Regions from separate parts of the Homo sapiens genome. Here region 1 is linked to region 2. A link is an interaction called in ENCODE POLR2A ChIA-PET data of the cell type or tissue named here. Cell type or tissue: Caco-2. All regions are shown on one strand. Links, peaks and the distances in the headings refer to the core of each region. The heading gives the core; the rest is flanking DNA.

Region 1 (8,526 bases), core at 2,362-7,361, 210 kb before region 2:
CAAAGAAGCTGAGGGCTCGCAAAGGCCTGTCAAATCTTGTAATGTGGCGCTCGACCCCCAAACTCCACTTGGCCTCCAAGCATCTCTTGTTCCCTGTCCCACCCCTTTCTCTGAATGGGCTCTGAGGTAGGTAAATGAATTCAGGGGCCTGGTAGGCGGGGGATTCCTTTCTGGCCTCATTCCTGTACCATTTGTTTGCAGGCTTGTAGGGGGAGAGGAGGACATTTTGGAATCCTTTGTGTCAAATCATTTTCTTGCAGGTTGGGGAGTTAATGGTAACTTTGTCTGAAGCCAGCCAAGCAGAAAGCCTCCACGGATGAGGCGTGGTATGCTCAACCTCCTCAAAAACCACAAGATGAGAATGTGGAAATGGGGAACTTTCTAGAGCAGATGAGTATGGGACAAGTCTGCATGTGCCACATCTAATGGGAAGCTTAAACCTTCCTGTGTATTTAGGCATACAGTAGTTCATTTTAAGAGGGTTTTCCTCTTTCTGAATCATCATGGTGTTTTTATTGATACCTGTAGTTTGGATAATCTTTTGTGCAGCCAATATTTATATATTCTGCACCATTTTGAAAGCCTTCTACTACCTGGTTACCTGTATGTATCGTGTGATTTCAAGAAGTTTTACCATGTTTTTGTCCTCGGATTTACTTTGTTTACCTAAAAAATGAACTATTGTTTTAGAACAGTGATAACTCTTACTTTGAAAAAAAAAAAAAAAGAGAGAGACCCAGAGAAAAGCAATTTGCTCAATTAATGTTACAGCTAGAAACTGTTCCCTGATTCCTAGGCAAGTACTATGTGTTTCATGAAGATTTAGACCCAGGGCCACAGGTTCAATACTTCCAAAGCCAGTCGTTTTGTGAAAGAAGTTGGGGATCTATTTATGTGAAACTTCCCTATTTTTAAATGTTAGCAGCTAATTTTGAAAATCTTAAATACTTGTGTGAGTCCAAGAGAAACATCTGCAAATAGCATGCTTCCCACTCGTGAGTCACTATTTGAAACCTCTGATTTCAACTATAGCTTTCTGCTCATTTCTGGCCTCGGTGCATTTGGGTGATAATAGTACCAAGGCCTTCTGAAAATAACATGATTTCTGGTCATTTTTAGAGATGCAGAGTTTTTTGTTGTTTCTGCTTTATTATGAGGCTGGACTGGAGGGAAATTCTCATTTATTAAATGCCTGCTGTATCCCAGGTACTTTAAACACATTATCTTGCTTATTCTTACAACTTCCTAAGGCAGGCATTGTCGTTTACCAACAGGCTAACTCTGGCTCAGAGAGGTTGCCTCAAGTTCCACCGCTGGCTGGTTGACAAAGTCTTTATGGGATCCCATGTAGGTTTGACTGCAGAGCTTAGAAAAAGAGCAGGTACAGAATGGGCTGGAAGAGTACTAATAGCTTTCTTCCCTTACCCGTTCAACCATCGTAAGGAGGCAGTTCCTTTTCATATCATGAGCTGGTTGGCAAAAAAGCGTTACTCTATTCTGGGTACTCTGGATATAGTTACCTAGAAATAAGGCAAGTGAAGGTTTAAAATATTCAGGAATCCCAGCATCTAGAAATAAGTTGGCCTCTTCTGTGAACCCTATAAAGATGCTCCTTGACTTAGGATGGAGTTACATCCCAATAAACTCATCATAATTTGAAAATATTCTAAGTCTAAAATGCATTTTAATACACCTCACCTGCTGAACATCACATCTTAGCCTGGCCTACCTTAAACATGCTCAGAACACTTACATTAGCCTGCAGTTGGGCAAAGTCATCTAACACAGGGCCTATTTTATAATAAAGTGTTGAATGTCTTGTAATGTGCTGAATACCGGCCTGAAAGTGGAAAACAGAACAGTTTTCTGAGTACTTGAAGTACAGTTTCTACTGAATGCATATAGCTTTCGTGCCACCATAAAGTTGAAAAGTTATCAATCAAACCATTGTAAGTCGAGGACTGTCTGTGTATCTGTAAACTCCACTGTGTTTCATTCACAGCCATCCTCCTTGAAAGAGAAGTCCTCCCCATTCCTTCTTCAGCCCCCTCAAAGCCAGTGTTTTCTTTTACCATCTGGGCCCTTGCACCATATCCTCACCACCACCACTGCCACTTTGCCATCTGCCCCTCAGCAAGGCCACCAGTGACCTCCATTTGGCTAATTGCCCTCAATACATTTATTATTTGGCTTGGTCCCTTAAGGTTATTTAATATTTTGTGATAACCTTTCATTCTCCCTCTCCTCCCTCTGGGACATTTAGAACTTTGTAACATACATTCACTCGCCCTCTCTCTCTCTCTCTAACCTCTTATTTCTTTGGCTTCTGTGCCACTACTTTCTCCTGGTTTCCCTTCTAATAACAAAATGCCTATTGGTTTTCAGTGCTGCTCACAGGCCTGCCTGAGTGTTGTCGTTCCCTGAACACTCTGCGTTTCTTGACCCTACTTCTCCCTGGCTGATCAGCTCCCCCTGCTGTATCTGCTCCTGGCTCTCAACTCGAGCTCCATCCTGTTCCTCTCTCCATGCTTCACAAACCCATATCGCCAACTATACCTGCATGTCCCACAGGCACTTCACACTTAACCTATCCAAAATGCAACCAATTCTTTCTCCAGTAAACCTGTCTCTTCTCCAGATTCCACTATTTTTGTGACAGACACTGTGATATACCTAGTTGCACAAGACAAAAACCTGGGACCCTCTCCCCAGTGCAACCAACAAATCCAATCACCACTTTTTTTTTTTTTTGAGACAGAGTCTCACTCAGTTGCCCAGGCTGGAGTGCAGTGGCACGATCTCAGCTCACTGCAACCTCCGCCTCCCAGGTTCAAGCGATTCTCCTGCCTTAGTGTCCGGAGTAGCTGGGACTACAGGTGTGCACCACTACGCCCAGCTAATTTTTTTTTTTTTTTTTTTTTTTGGTATTTTTAGTAGAGACAGGGTTTCACCACGTTGGCCAGGCTGGTCTCGAACTCCTGATCTCAGGCTATCCACCCACCTCGGCCTCCCAGAGCACTGGGATTACAAGCGTAAGTCACCACGCCCGACCCACCAGTTTAATATATTTGTACCCCTCCACTCTTTCCCATCCTGTCTGCACAGATCAGGTGGCCCCCCATGTCTCACCTTTGTTGTTGCCATGGGCCTTCATTTTCATCTCCTGTTCATCCCCCACACTCCTGCCAGAATGAAATATCTAAAATGGGAACATGATCATTTGATGAAAATCTGTCTCCAGGTAGCTTTATTTCTCCATTGATAAAATAAGAGGGTTTGGTTGGATGTTCATTCAGCGTTCTTCTAATGCTGACATTTGTGAAAACTTTAATTCTGTTTTATATAAAACTGCCCTTAATTGGCATAGAGCTTTTTTATCTCATTTAATCTTTAAAATATGTCCACAAGGTAAATAAGATATTCGTTGTGATGGAATAAATCGAACTGATTATTGTATTATTTTAAACATTTAATTAAATAGTTTGATTCTGGCACTAAACTTCTGAAGTATTTATTACAGAGCTTTACTAAAGATATAAAACACTTCCAGGGGAAAATCTTTGCCTTTTTTGGCATCTGGAGAGTTTCTCCATGAGGAAATTGCCTTCTTAGATGCCAGTGCTTACTCTGCACCAGCAGTTGGTAGAGTGTGGTCTTTGGGTCCCTGGGGGTCCTGAAGATTATTTCCATGGTCCACAAGGTCACCATGATTTTGATAATAATACTAATATTTGCCCTTTTCACTGTGCTGACATTCACTGGTTGTAGAAAAACCACAGCACACCACACTGGAGCCTCGGCATGAATCAAGGCAACGGCACTGCCGGTCCTAACAGGCACTATGTCATCTTCACTGCCGTGCACTCCCCTTTTTTCCAAAAAAAACACAGAAGCCTGGTACACAGAAAACATGTGCATATAAAGGATATTGGTGATCTTGAGGAAAAGTACTTGTATAATTGTTTAATTGGTGACGTAAATTACCACTTTTTTTTCAAGGAACACCATTTTGCTTAAAAGAATCACTGACAAACTACATAAGTCAGACTTGGTCACCTGGCAGCCATTTTCTCAAACTAAGCGGAGTGAGCCAGCCACTTCAAGGAAAACCACTTCTGTGCATTTATTGCCAATGATACAAATTACACATCTAAGCAAAAATGAACATTTTGAAAAACTTATATTGAGCTTGTCATTGAGCTTGACAGCTTTTCAGTGTATGTATTTCTGATGAGATAATGATATTAGTGGATGTGATTTTTGGATATTGTAAAGTGCGAAGTGTCAACAGTTGGAGGATCTGCATAACCGTGGGAACTGGTATTTCTCGAATGGTTAATGCGTTGTGGTAACAAATCAGGCATGGGTAAAGATGCCTACAAAATGGGAGCTGGACCAGAGGAGTTTAGGTCACAGAATATGGAGAAGTTCATTGATATGGTTTCGGATGCCACATTACAACTAACCTTTTTTAAGTGTGGGTGCAGTATCAGAGAAGACTCACAATTACCTGAAATGGCTCTTACATTCTTCTCTTTTTCAATTCCGTAACTGTGTGAGGCCAGGTTTTCTATATCTGTGTCAGCCAAAACAGCATATCACAATAGATTGAATGCAGAAGCAGGTAAGATAATCCGGTTATCTGCTATCAAGCCAGACATTAAAAAGAATTGCAAAAATGAAAGATGGTACTACTCTTGTTGCTATATTTGTTTTTCATCAGAAATGTTATTTATGTTAACATGTAATTGTTTTATTTTTTAAATAAATTGAGTAATATTTCTCAGTTATAATTTCTTTTTTCTTTTTCTTTTTTTTTCTTTTTTTTTTTTTTTTGAGACAGAGTTTCACTCTTGTCACCCACCCAGGCTGGAGTGCAGGGGCATGATCTTGGCTCACTGCAATCTCCACCTCCCAGGTTCAAGTGATTCTCCTGCCTCAGCCTCCCCAGTAGCTGGGACTACAGGCGCATGCCACCACACCCGGCTAACTTTTGTATTTTTAGTAGAGATGGGGTTTCACCATGTTGGCCAGGCTGTTCCCGAACTCCTGACCTCAAGTGATCCACCCGCCCCTGCCTCCCAAAGTGCTGGGGTTACAGGCATGAGCCACTGCACCCAGCCAGTTCTAATTTCTAATATAATAAATATCAACAGACATAACCTACACAAAAACTCCTGGGGTACTCAATAATTCTCAAGACATTAAACATTTGTCAATCACTGCTTTGTACTATGAGGCTTAGCTATAGGATCAGACCCTTTGTTTAAAATATCTGAAGCTCTGCACCATCCATGAAAATTACCTGTTGGCTTCTTTACCTGAAATCGGGATATATTTTATGTCAATGGCAAGTGCCAGAAGCCAGGCCAGCAAATGGCAGTGATACCTGGTATATTGGTTGCATGTCCAAATCAGCTGTACGACTCCACCGGACCTGTTCTCCCTAAGGACATGGTGGTGTCCATGTCATTACATTCATCGGATAGTTTTCAGGCCATATCTCACTTCACCCATTACTATATTCTGTAGCGTTGACCACTTCATCTTTGAAGTACTTGCTTCTCTTGGCTTCCATTACAGCACACACTTCTGATTTTCCTCCTACCTTCCTGGCTGTTCTTCCTCCTACCTTCCTGGCTGTTCTTCCTCCTCAGTGCTCTGTTCTGGTGCTCTTCCAACCGATATTCTCTTCCTAGATTTTATCCACTCCCATAGCCTCAACTCTCATTTAATCGCCAGTGCTTCCCGATGCCTATTCAACATTATCACTTGTACTTTTCAAAGATACCTTATAGCTAAAGTCATTATAATTCTTGCCCACCTGTACTCACTTCACTCTGCTCTGTTTCACTAAATGGGAATATCATTTACATCATTTACCTTTTTGCTCAAACCAAAAACTAGGGGTCACCCTTGACTCTTCCCCCAACCCCATGTCCACATCAAATCTCCACCATGGCCTATTAATTAGACACCCAAGCATCTCAAATCCATCCATGCCTTTCCGTCCACACTGTCACCATCTTGGCCCTAGTCATAATCTGCAGGGCCTCCTGACTCATTTGCTCTCTTGCTTTCCTCTGGCTTAGCCTCTGTATTATAGCCAGATCCTAGATGATTGTTATTCTTCTGCTTAAAGCCATGGTATGGATTGGCACTGTCCTGATAATGTTCAGAGTCATCAAGGGTTTTCAGGGCCCAGTGAGATCTGCCCCTGCCTTCTCCAGCCTCCTTTTTCCCTGTGCTTCAGACACTTGAGCTTTCGGGTCTATAAATACACTCTATGCTACCCTGGGCTTTTGTACGTCCTCTTCTCAACCCCGAACTCCCATCTGCCTAGCCAACTGCTACTTATCCTTAGGGCTCTGCTGAAATATCACCTCCTCTGGGAGCCCTTCCCTGACCTAGCTCCCAACTCAGACTAATCTAAGTTTTTGATATTCTCCTGTAGCACCCTAAACTTGGCCCTCTTTGTGCATGTGACATTCCCAGTTACTTACACGGTGTCCATCTTCCCATTTAGATTGTAGATTCTAAGAAATCAGAGACTGACTGCGCCTGATTTCCCCATAACACAGTCCTGGCACAATACATTGTGATCTAATGAATAAATAAGCTGATTTGAATGTCGGGGCTATAAAGGATTTTGAAGTCCCAATACATGTTCAAAAACATGGCATAAATGAATCCCTGAAGGAGAACATAGCAAAGCTAGTTTGTTACAGTTTACAAAGCTAGTTTGTTTGGATCTCTGAAGCAAACACTTCCAGGCCTCCTGATTTCTAGTAGGATTTTCTTCTCAGGATGTTATGCTCGTGAAGACCCTGGGCCCTGCAGGTCGCAGTACTGGGTTAAAATCCTGGCACTGCTGTTTTCTAGCTGTGCGGTGTCAAATTCTTCTCTAAGCCTTCATTTCCTCATTTCACACACACACACAAGTGTGTGTGTTTTCTATCTCGGGGCTTTGGGGTTAAAATTAGATAATATATTTTAAACACTTTCAAAGTGTCTGGCACATGGTGAGTGTCCAAAACTATTAGCTATTATTATGACACTATGTTGGTTTAAATTAAGATCCATCAATAATTGTTTCCAAACCAAAAACAAGAATGGCATCAGAAATATTGATGGAATTGGCCAGATGCGGTGGCTTATGCCTGTAATCCCAGCACTTTGGGAGGCCAAGGTCCAACATGGTGAAACCCCATTTCTACTACAAATACAAAAATTAGCCGGGCGTGGTGGCGGGTGCCTGTATTCCCAGCTACTCAGGAGGCTGAGGCAGGAGAATCGCTTGAACCAGGGAGACGGAGGTTGCAGTGAGCTGAGATGGCACAACTGCACTCCAGCCTGGGTGACGGAGTAAGACTCCATCTCAAAAACAAAAAAAAAGAAAAAGAAATATTGATGGAATCTTGCCCCTCTCCTGCACTGTCTACTCACCTATGCTGACACAAGTACAATTTATTCTCCAGAGGTGTTTCCTCCACTCTTTCTGCTAAGCAAAGGGTTAGCAGACATTTCAGTGGCCTCTGCTTCCAGTCAGGGCCCAGCTCTGCTCTGTGGAGCCACCGCTGCTCCAACTGCTCTGCTGGTGCTGGTGCTACGGGCTTGGGCCTGGAAGAGTGAACAGTCCAGTTCACAGCCCAAGTCCTGAGCATTCATGTCTGTTCAGGAGAGGCCCTTAAGGGTGTTGCCTGTGTGGCACCAACTCAATAAGCTGCACTTACAGATTCTGAAGAAAACGTAGGCTGTCATGTGGGTCTGTATTTTTCTTAAGAAGATGCAGAGGATTCAGGTCCAACTCATTTAGCATTGCTAAGTGAAACTCTTACCTTTGGCGCAGGGATGTTAATGATGACATTGTTAATGCGGCACACCAGTGTTTTTGTTCCAGGACCCACGGTTGATAGAGAACCCAGCATCAGGAAGAACTGCGCCACCCCTGAGCAAATGCTTTGTGCCTGCCTTCTATTGACCATTTTTCTCCTTTTACTTTGGCTGCTAGGAAGCCCAAAACTAAATTATCAGCCTATCCTTGCTCTCATATGGAGCCTTACATTATATGTCTTATAACCCCCTAGAAAGATGGACCCTTTCATCAGAAAAGCAGATTCAGTCCTTAATTTCATGGTATTAAATTTTTCCTTGACTTGATTTCACCTTGCTCCCTTTTTTTCCTCATGTAACTTTGATTTCTTCATCTGCATTATTGTGGGAATTTCCAAAAGTGACCTTAGATCCTTTTGTCCAATGAAGTAAAGTGTGAACTTAAACATGCAACTACCAGTGAGTCGGTCAGCAAGTTCCCTCGTGTGTACTGAAGGGAGTTCAGCAAGTTCCCTCGTGTGAAACTGCCCCTTTCTAAGGGGCAGGTTGCATGTCTGTAACTTCTTTCTTGTTATTTCTTTTAACTCTTCTATGACATAGGGACATGGATTAGTGAGGGAAAGCAGCATAGCAGTGCCTTATGAAAATCCAGTTCTTCTTCTAGTCTATGCGAATAGCCGAAAAGCCAGCAGG
Region 2 (8,526 bases), core at 2,345-7,344:
AAATGCTGCAGGGTGATAAGGGTTAAATCAGACAAGTCCCAGCTCTCAGAGCTGCGTGTACTGAGGTGCATGTGAACAACCCTCCCCAGAGAAGGGTTCCTTCTGTTATCTTGATGGCAGGAGTATTCAGTGCCCTTTGCATAACCCCCAGAGCCTTGAGTCTGACTGCAAAGTTTGCAAAGACTGTCTCCAGGCTGTAGCCATTGCAAGTGCTTTTGCAAAGATTAGGCTGTTTGATAAACAGATAAAGTTGGAACTGGAAGGGACTTTAGAGTTTGCCCAATTCAGACCTCTCAACTTTCTGTTTTTTCAAACAGAGGAGGAAGTTGCAGCTCAGAAAAGAGGCAAGAATCATCCAAGTGACACACAGTGACTTGGCAGCGTTGGAGCTGGGACGAGAACATGAGCTTGGGTCACCACCTTGCACAGCCACAGGGGAAGGGTGGCTCCTCGAAAGGTCCCCAGAGCTCTCCTTCAATCCCGGACCACATGCTTCCTCCTTCCAACTATCAGCTCCAACTATTTAGCAGTTGCTGGCTTTGCACAAGGAGAACTGGGAGTAGTCGGCATATCGTTGGTTTGCAGATGGGTCCACCAGCTCAGCAGTTGAAGACAATGCCCCCTTCAACCTTCAGGTTAAAAACATTTATTTTCTTAAGCCGCATCCGCATAAGAATCACCAGGGACTCTTGCTAAAATCCAGCTCCCTGGGCCCCATGTCAGAGTAGGAAGATGAGGGACTTCATTTTCAGAAGCTCCTCTGGTGACTTTTAGAATAAAGCAAGCCTGGAACTCTCCCTCCTTCTTTTGTCTCTTCAGCCTGGCATTCAAGACTCTTTGCTATCAGCCTGACTTCCTGCTGATCACATTTCTATGCCTCACGGAACTTTTTGGCATTTCATAAAAATTTCGTAAATTCATAATAGTGAAAGCTACCATTCGCCCTGCACCTCTAGAGTACAACACAGGCAACTCTCATTGACAGACCTCTCCCAGGCAGATGAGGATAACGGCCCCCACTTACAGTGAAGACTAAGGGATGGGAAGTTTGAATAACTCTTCTAAGGGCACAGAATCCTCACTCTCAGTCACTTCACAGCACTGTTTCCGTGAGCAAGGCCTTCATTTTTCTCACACATATCTTTGTTTATGCCATTTCCTCTGCAAAACTGTCACGCCTTCTGCCTGCCATCTCTGCTTGATAATGTCCGGCTCATTCTTTCCGGCCAGCACCACTTCCCTCTGCTTCTTTTTAGGCACTTGCCACGTTATGCCTTGTGCTGGAGGTGATCGTAGGCACTTTCTCCACTGGCTTTTTAATATTTTTTAGAGATAGGGTCTCGCTCTGTCGTCCAGGCTGGAGTGTAGTGGCTCACTACAGCCTCAACCTCCCAGGCTGAAGCAATCCTCCTGCCTCAGCCTCTCAAGTGGCTGGAACTACAGGCACACACCACTTACGTCCGGCTAATTTTTGTATTTTTTGTAGAGATGGGGTCTCACTTTGTTGCCCAGGCTGGTCTCAAACTCTTGGGCTCAAGCGATCTGCCTGCCTCCGCCTCCCAAAGTGCTGGGATTACAGGCATGAGCCACGCACCAGGCCTGCAGCCACCTTTTATCAAGCCTCCACCCTCACTCCACACAGCAGCACCAGTGATCATTTTTAAATATCTTTCAGGTCATCTCACTCCAGGTTCATCAGGTCCAATGGCTCCCCTCTCCCTATGAGCAAAATCCCTTGCCATAGCCTGCACTGGCTCTCTGGCCTCGTCTACTTGGCCTACTTCTGCCCTCCTCGCCCACCCAGCTGAGCATGCTGGCCTCCCTGCCAGTCCACCAAGATGCCACACACACTCTCCTCTTCACAGAAAGGCCTGGGCATACAAGTGACTCTCTCTGGTTTCCTTTGAGCCTCTGCTCAGACTTCCCTTTGTCACAGAGGCTTCCCATAACTTCCAATATAGGAAGGTGGCTCCTTCTTGCATGCACAAATGGGGAGTCAAGGCCCAGTGGAGGAAGTTTGTTCTTCAAGGTCACACATCAGCCAGTGGCAGTCAAGACTGACACCTGGATCTTTCAGCTTCTGCTTCAGTCCTTTTGCTGCTGGTCTCTCTGACCAGCAGATCCTAGAATCCATTCTTAATGCATGGATTTGTCCAATTTCCACCAAGCACAGGCTGTGTAATCATAAGCACAGCTTCACTTCAAAGCCTGCATTTTCTTAAACATAATGGGAAGGGGGTGGAGGGAGGCAAGAAGCAGAGATGTACTTGGCCTCCAAGGTCTTCTCTGAATCAAATAATCTTTAAGGAAGGACTGAGCTTTGACACCTGACATTCCCACCCCTACCCCACAGCAGATGCAAAATATGTGAGGGCTAAAACACATGAAATTTTATGGACCTTTTGTGAGAAAAAGAATATAAAAGGTTATAGATAAAAAATAGATATTAATATGGATATTTATTCAGAAAACTGGGAAATACCATAAACATATTAAAATTTTTTTAAAAACAGTATTTTTAGTAATTCATGTTTCATGTACACCTGTAATACTTTTTTAATCTACATTTTTTACTACTTTTTGATTGCTGCTTAATATGACAATGATTTTGCTATATTATTTTCAATAGAGATAATAGAAAGATAATTCACTCATTCTACTAGCAGGGTTGACTGGAGTTTGTTACATTATTATTGAAAGTTGGGGTCCATACAATTCTTGATTTCTCACTAGATATGCTTGTTTTTTATAGCACTCCTATACGTCTGTTTCTAGAAACACAGGAATTCTCATGATTTCTATTTTACACAATTTGCATTTAAAAAGAAGAAAAAACATAGTACATGTACATTATAAACCATGCTTTATGAAGTATAATCCTGAGAGGGGAGAACTTTCCTTCGACCAGACATCAATGAAATGAATTCATGCCTTTACAACTGTGTACACGTGATACTTAGACACTTTTTTGTACGGGTTGGTTTCTAAGTCCTTGCAAACCTTTCTTCTTCTCCATTACCCACAGACCTCCAGTGTTTAGTTTAATTCTTGACGGGCTCTCTGTCTGGTCTGTATCTCTGTGCCATGACAGCAGGTGAGTCGGCACAGTGTGGGCATGTTCCTGGAAGTCATTTCTACATCAGCAAGGCTAGAAATAATGTGATTGTACGCAGATGGACAGCAAAAGACGGCTCTACCTAAGGGAAGCTTGAGTAGGGCATGCTTTAGTTTGGACTTATGAAGTATTGCATGCTTCATATTTCATGAAGTCCAAACTAAAGCACCCCCTACTCAAGGTTCCCTTAGCTAGAGTGCACAGTTGCCCTGGGGCCACTTTCACCCCACTTGACAGCCCTTGGGTATGATGGAAGGAAAATCAGAGTAAAAATCGCATTCTTAACTAATTGTGATTAAAATATCTGATTTTTGCAAATTTTATGAAGACAAATGGCATTGAGAACACTTGGAAGCTTAAACTTCATTATCTTCATGTGAATTCACCCCTGCCCTTGAAGCAAAAAACTGCCCACTTCTCCTACCTGTGTGAGAGGAATTCAGCAAATTTAGCCAGTGAGTTAAATCAAGGAAGAAGAAGGCTCTTTGACCTCACGATAGTTTATTTTTTTCTCGGTAGAATAACCTCAATAAACTTCAGGCAAGGGCTCAGCTGTAGAATGAAACCTTGATGAGTTCAATTACAAAGGATTACACAGGGTCTTGCTTAAAATATTTTGGCCTTGTGTTTCATTCTGTGTTTAAATTACTCCACCATCATTTATAATCCTCATGACATTCTTGTAAGGCAAGTAGGTGGCAAGGATTATTTTTTATGGTGTTGAAGCTCTGGTTCAAACAAGGCCAAAGTCTGGCAAATGAAATGTAATCAGCAAGTTTTATATGAAAACAAAGGAAACCAAACATTGAAATCTTCACTATTAAAGATAACTTTATGTTATCTGCTTACCCTAAATACCATTTGATGTTTTGTATAGTTGAGGTATACAACTTAATAGCAATATTTTCAATGTATAGATAAAAACTACTTTTAGAAAAGGCAAATTTTGAAAGCAATTATATATTGTCAGCTACTTTCTTAATAGATCTCTTTTTATCTTCTCAAAAGGACTATAAAGTAAAATAGCTTGAAGATGAAAGAGTGTGATTTTCCATTTAAGGGGCAGGCCACTCTTTCTGTTGGCCAAGAGATCGTTGATATATATTTGAAGATAAATAGTTAATAAAGGTGTTTGGATTGCAACATCTGTTGCCATTCTTGGAAGCTGGGACTTAATTGCGGACTGGAGCATCAAATCTTCAGAGAGTTCGTAAGACAGAGATTGATTGGGGTCACCAGGTTACCCAGAAGTAAAATCCCAATCCTTATCTTTAAAATGCAGTGTCCAATTGATTCTCTCTGGATCATTACACACAGCACATGGAGGTAAAGCCAAGGAGAGGAATGGTCAAACATTATCCTTTTCAAGATATCTAAAAAATAAACCATAGCGGTGCTTTGATTTTGGTGAACAGTACAAAGTGGAGCGCCAGCTAAGGCTCAGAGCTAGAGGTAGCAATTTTACGTTAATTAATGCATCTCTCAAATGTACATTCAATGAAAAGAAGCACTGGTAATGCCCTGTTTTTCCACCTTAAAGCCTCAACCACAGATGCCAAGTCTGCCCAGCCAGGGCCAGCAAGGTGAAAGCTCAACTTGTAAGTCATAGTGTTCTCCTGCCATTAGCAATCTATAAAGTCAGAAAAATAAAGGAGATGTTTCTATGATTGAGATGTGATCAGCATTGACAGCCAGAGATTGCTCTTCAATTGCATCAGGAGAACCAAGTTCTGGTCAGGCAGTACCACTAAGCCACCATGTGACCTTGAACAAGTCAACCTCCCTCCTGGGCTACCATGGTTCTCTCTTTAAAATCACAGTGTAGACTAAATAATTTTTAATATTCTTCTCAGAATTTGAACTTGAAAGTCTATTGTCTTTATTTTAATTGGTAGCCTTGCTCTGTGTCTTACTTGAATACCTTTCCTGGAACTCTGGCCCTGAATTTAAGAACTTATCCCCCTCCCCAAAGACAGAGACTCAACAGAAAAGGCCTAAGCCTTGGTCATAGGTACCATGGTCCAAAAGGACAAGGGATGTGGCTCTCCAGCTGTGAGTTTACATTGGTAGTCAGTAGATTCTGAAGGAAACCAATGAACAAATTTCTAGAATCTCCCAGAGAAATGGTGACATCAACAGAAGATATAATGCTACTTTGCCCATGGGAGCTGTAAGAAAACAGACTTGTAGCTTCCTGACGAACTTTAATTTCACTGGATTTTCCTTTTTGACAGACATATGAGCAAAAAACTCAAGCTTAGAAGATAACTCCCAGGACCTAGAACATCAGGGAAGCCTGTTGTATAAAACCATTCTACTGGTATCCAGGGCAGGGTCCCCTCAGAAAGGAATGTGTGAGAAAATACCACGGCAAGTTAAGTACCATATTTTATAAGCTTAGAAAAGAAGGGAGACATTGAGGCATGTCTACTATTTGCTTTCTCTTGTTGGCACATAAAAGGTCAGCACTTAGAAGCTGAGATTTCACTGTCCAATAAATATGAAAAAATGCTCCCCTGAAAAAACCTGCCCACCTGAAGGTATCATTAATTATTCTTTCTTATTAGAACTAAACTATTTTAAATTCACCTATATGTCACAATTATCAAATCAGGTATTTAGTATCTTGTTACAAGGATCACAAAAGACAGTACTCTATATAAAATAGAAAAAAAATTAAGCTGCCTTGTAATAAAGGTTACTAAGCATATTTCTGATACAGTTGCAATGCAGGGTGTCATTCTGCCTTTTAAAATTATTGCTTTTTTTTAATTTGGAAAATATACATTTGGAATTGTTACATAATTTTGTTATTTGTTCAATGCTCACCCCAGGCTTAACAAATCATTTGGAAACAGAAGAAAGATGAAATCTATTCATAGTAAAGCTTTTTGCTCCTTTAGACACACCGCACATACACACCTGTTCAGATTCCCCCTAACCGTTCACATTTCTCTGCTCTTCTCTGATCACCTCATGATGTTGTTGCCTTAATTAGCTCCTGCACATTTTTAGAGGTTTAGGAGGGCTAAAGATTGCTTGTTCCCATTTAAAGGCCAGCATGCTTTCTGCTGCCTGGTAATCCAGTAATATATTTCTGCTGAGTTCCATTGTATCCCAAGAAAGAGGAGAGTCACACCAAGGAGACGGCTTCACTTCAGCTTCCCCTTTTCCTTTCTTCCCAGCCAGGATGCTTCTGGCTGGCCCAGAAGTAAGTTCACATATTGTGCCAGGCAGCCAGAGAACAGCTCCTTAGTGCTTGCGCTAATCCTCCTCTTTACTAAATAAGCAAGTCAAGCTTTGGGGGTAGGGATGGGAAGAAAATTATATAATTTGAGTTAATTGGTTTGGGGCTACCCAAAGCCCCAGCTGCATTGAAGGGAACTGTTTGGTCTTCAAGACCCAATTAGAGACATTCAGCTGATGTAAAATAGATTTTATTCTTTTTCTGAAAGTTATTGTCAAGAGACTCAGCCTTCATACCATACCAGAAAATATCCTTTAATCACAGGCTTCCCAAATGCATTCTGAAAACCTGTCTGGAAATAGGTATATCTAAATGCATGGAAGGAATATAAAGACATGCAAACTAACTAGTTTATTTTACAGGTTCAAGAATTCACCTTCTAGTGATAAGACAGGAACTCCTTTTCAACAACCCTTCAAGTACTATAAAATGTGTGTTAGCTAATCAAACTGTATGAACAAATGATCCAACCTCTATCTTTTTTTCTGAGAGATTGTTTGGACAGGCTTGAGAAATTCATGTTTGGCCTTCTTAGAGCTGAGACGAAACCACATGTGACTTCTGTTTGAATGATCAAAGTGTAAGGAATGGCCAGAGTGACATTAACTTGCAAAGAGCCACACTTTGAGTCTCCACTCTGAGTATTCAGAGTGAGAATCATTGCATGTTTAAAATGACTTGAGCTGTGCTGGCTTTTTGGTCCCGCAGCCTTTTCAAACGATGCTTGAAATTGTTTTTTTTCAAACCAATCTTTTCAAAAAGGCTACTCCTTTTTGTAAGGTCCATGCAACCCAGAAATAAATTAGAAGCAAGAATTGTAAAGTGCATAGGTAGTACCTATGTTTAGAGAATGGCTAACTTGGTGCAATAGTTGCTCATTTGCACTATTTCCTGAGAGAGGACCACGTGCATGGGATGGGAAAGGAAATATAATTCGGACCAAGTCCTTATCCACAAAGAACTTTCAAGCATGCAGAGGTAGGAATGAATGAGGGAATTACAGAAACAAGCACAAAGTTGAGGAAAACAAAGCAAGGTACAAATGCACATACTAGAGGGTAAGAAGAGGTAGAGAGCTAGTTAGAAATTCTGTAACCCGGGAGGCGGAGATTGCAGTGAGCCGAGATGGCACCACTGCACTCCAGCTTGGGCGACAGAGTGAGACTCCATCTCAAAAAAAAAAAAAAAGAAAAAAGAAAAAAAGAAATTCTGTGAAAAAAATGATGTTCACGATGGGTCTTGCAAGCTCAGACTAGGTCTTAAAAGCTAGAGTCGGCCAGGCACGGTGCTTCACGCCTGTAATCCTAGCACTTTGAGAGGCCGAGGCAGGCAGATCACCTGAGGTCAGGAGTTCACAGCCTGGCCAACATGGTGAAACCCCGCCTCTACTGAAAATACAAAAAATTAGCTGGGCATGGTGGTGGGTGCCTGTAATCCCAGCTACTCAGGAGGCTGAGGCAGGAGAATTGCTTGAACTCAGGAGCCGGAGGTTGCAGTGAGCCAAAATCATGCCATTGCACTCCAGCCTGGGCAACAAGAGTGAAACTCTGTCTCAAAAAAAAAAAAAAGCTGGAAGTCCCAGCAGGCAGAAACATCACTTACAGTGCTCAAGACCCCTCCTAAACATCATTTTGTTGGGAAGATTATTCTAGAGGACACAATATGAAGAAGAGGACAAAGACAGGAAGGTTTCAGAGAGACGTCTGGAAAACATTGAGCAATGCAATCGAAATGAAACCACGAGTATTTGTGGGGAACACACGGAGACTGAGTTTGAAAGACTAGATCAGGTGCAGATCCTAGGCCTTGACTGCCCAAGTGAGAAATGTGTACCTTGTTTCAAAAGCAATGGAAAGTCACCTAAAGATTTGAAGCTTAGAAATGAATGAATGGATCAGAACTCTGCTTTTAGCCAGGGTCTATGACATCAGTGGACTGTGTAGGAAAAGGAATAAGAATGAAAGCCAAGCCCAAAAGAGCTATTCCAGAGTGTGGAGAGCATGCACTACTGCAGGCAAAAACACTTTATCCAGTAGGAGACCAAGGTGTGCTGCATCCTACAAACAACCAAAGACCTGATTCTGAGATAAGCAGGATGGTATCCTGAGAAGTGACTTTTATTCATTTGACAGATATAATTGAGTGCCTGCTCTGTGGTAGGTAC

What was found. Peaks named below come from ENCODE experiments on the same cell type or tissue, not always from the same donor. Only the 100,000 strongest peaks of a DNase experiment are listed, where the experiment ranks them.
Region 1: POLR2A ChIA-PET joins it to region 2 with 14 read pairs; 3 of 35 experiments call an interaction of 5 or more read pairs at or near these places.

Annotation. Positions count from the first base shown.
Region 1 is chr3:193,702,167-193,710,692 of GRCh38, forward strand. No RefSeq gene overlaps it. Among named protein-coding and RNA genes, the nearest start is that of OPA1-AS1, 79 kb to the left of the region's middle. RefSeq lists enhancers at 1-25, 8,044-8,526. In Caco-2, for the core only: no CTCF peak of the experiment used is centred there; no DNase peak of the experiment used is centred there.
Region 2 is chr3:193,910,975-193,919,500 of GRCh38, forward strand. No RefSeq gene overlaps it. Among named protein-coding and RNA genes, the nearest start is that of LINC02038, 71 kb to the left of the region's middle. In Caco-2, for the core only: no CTCF peak of the experiment used is centred there; a DNase peak (open chromatin) is centred at 4,287.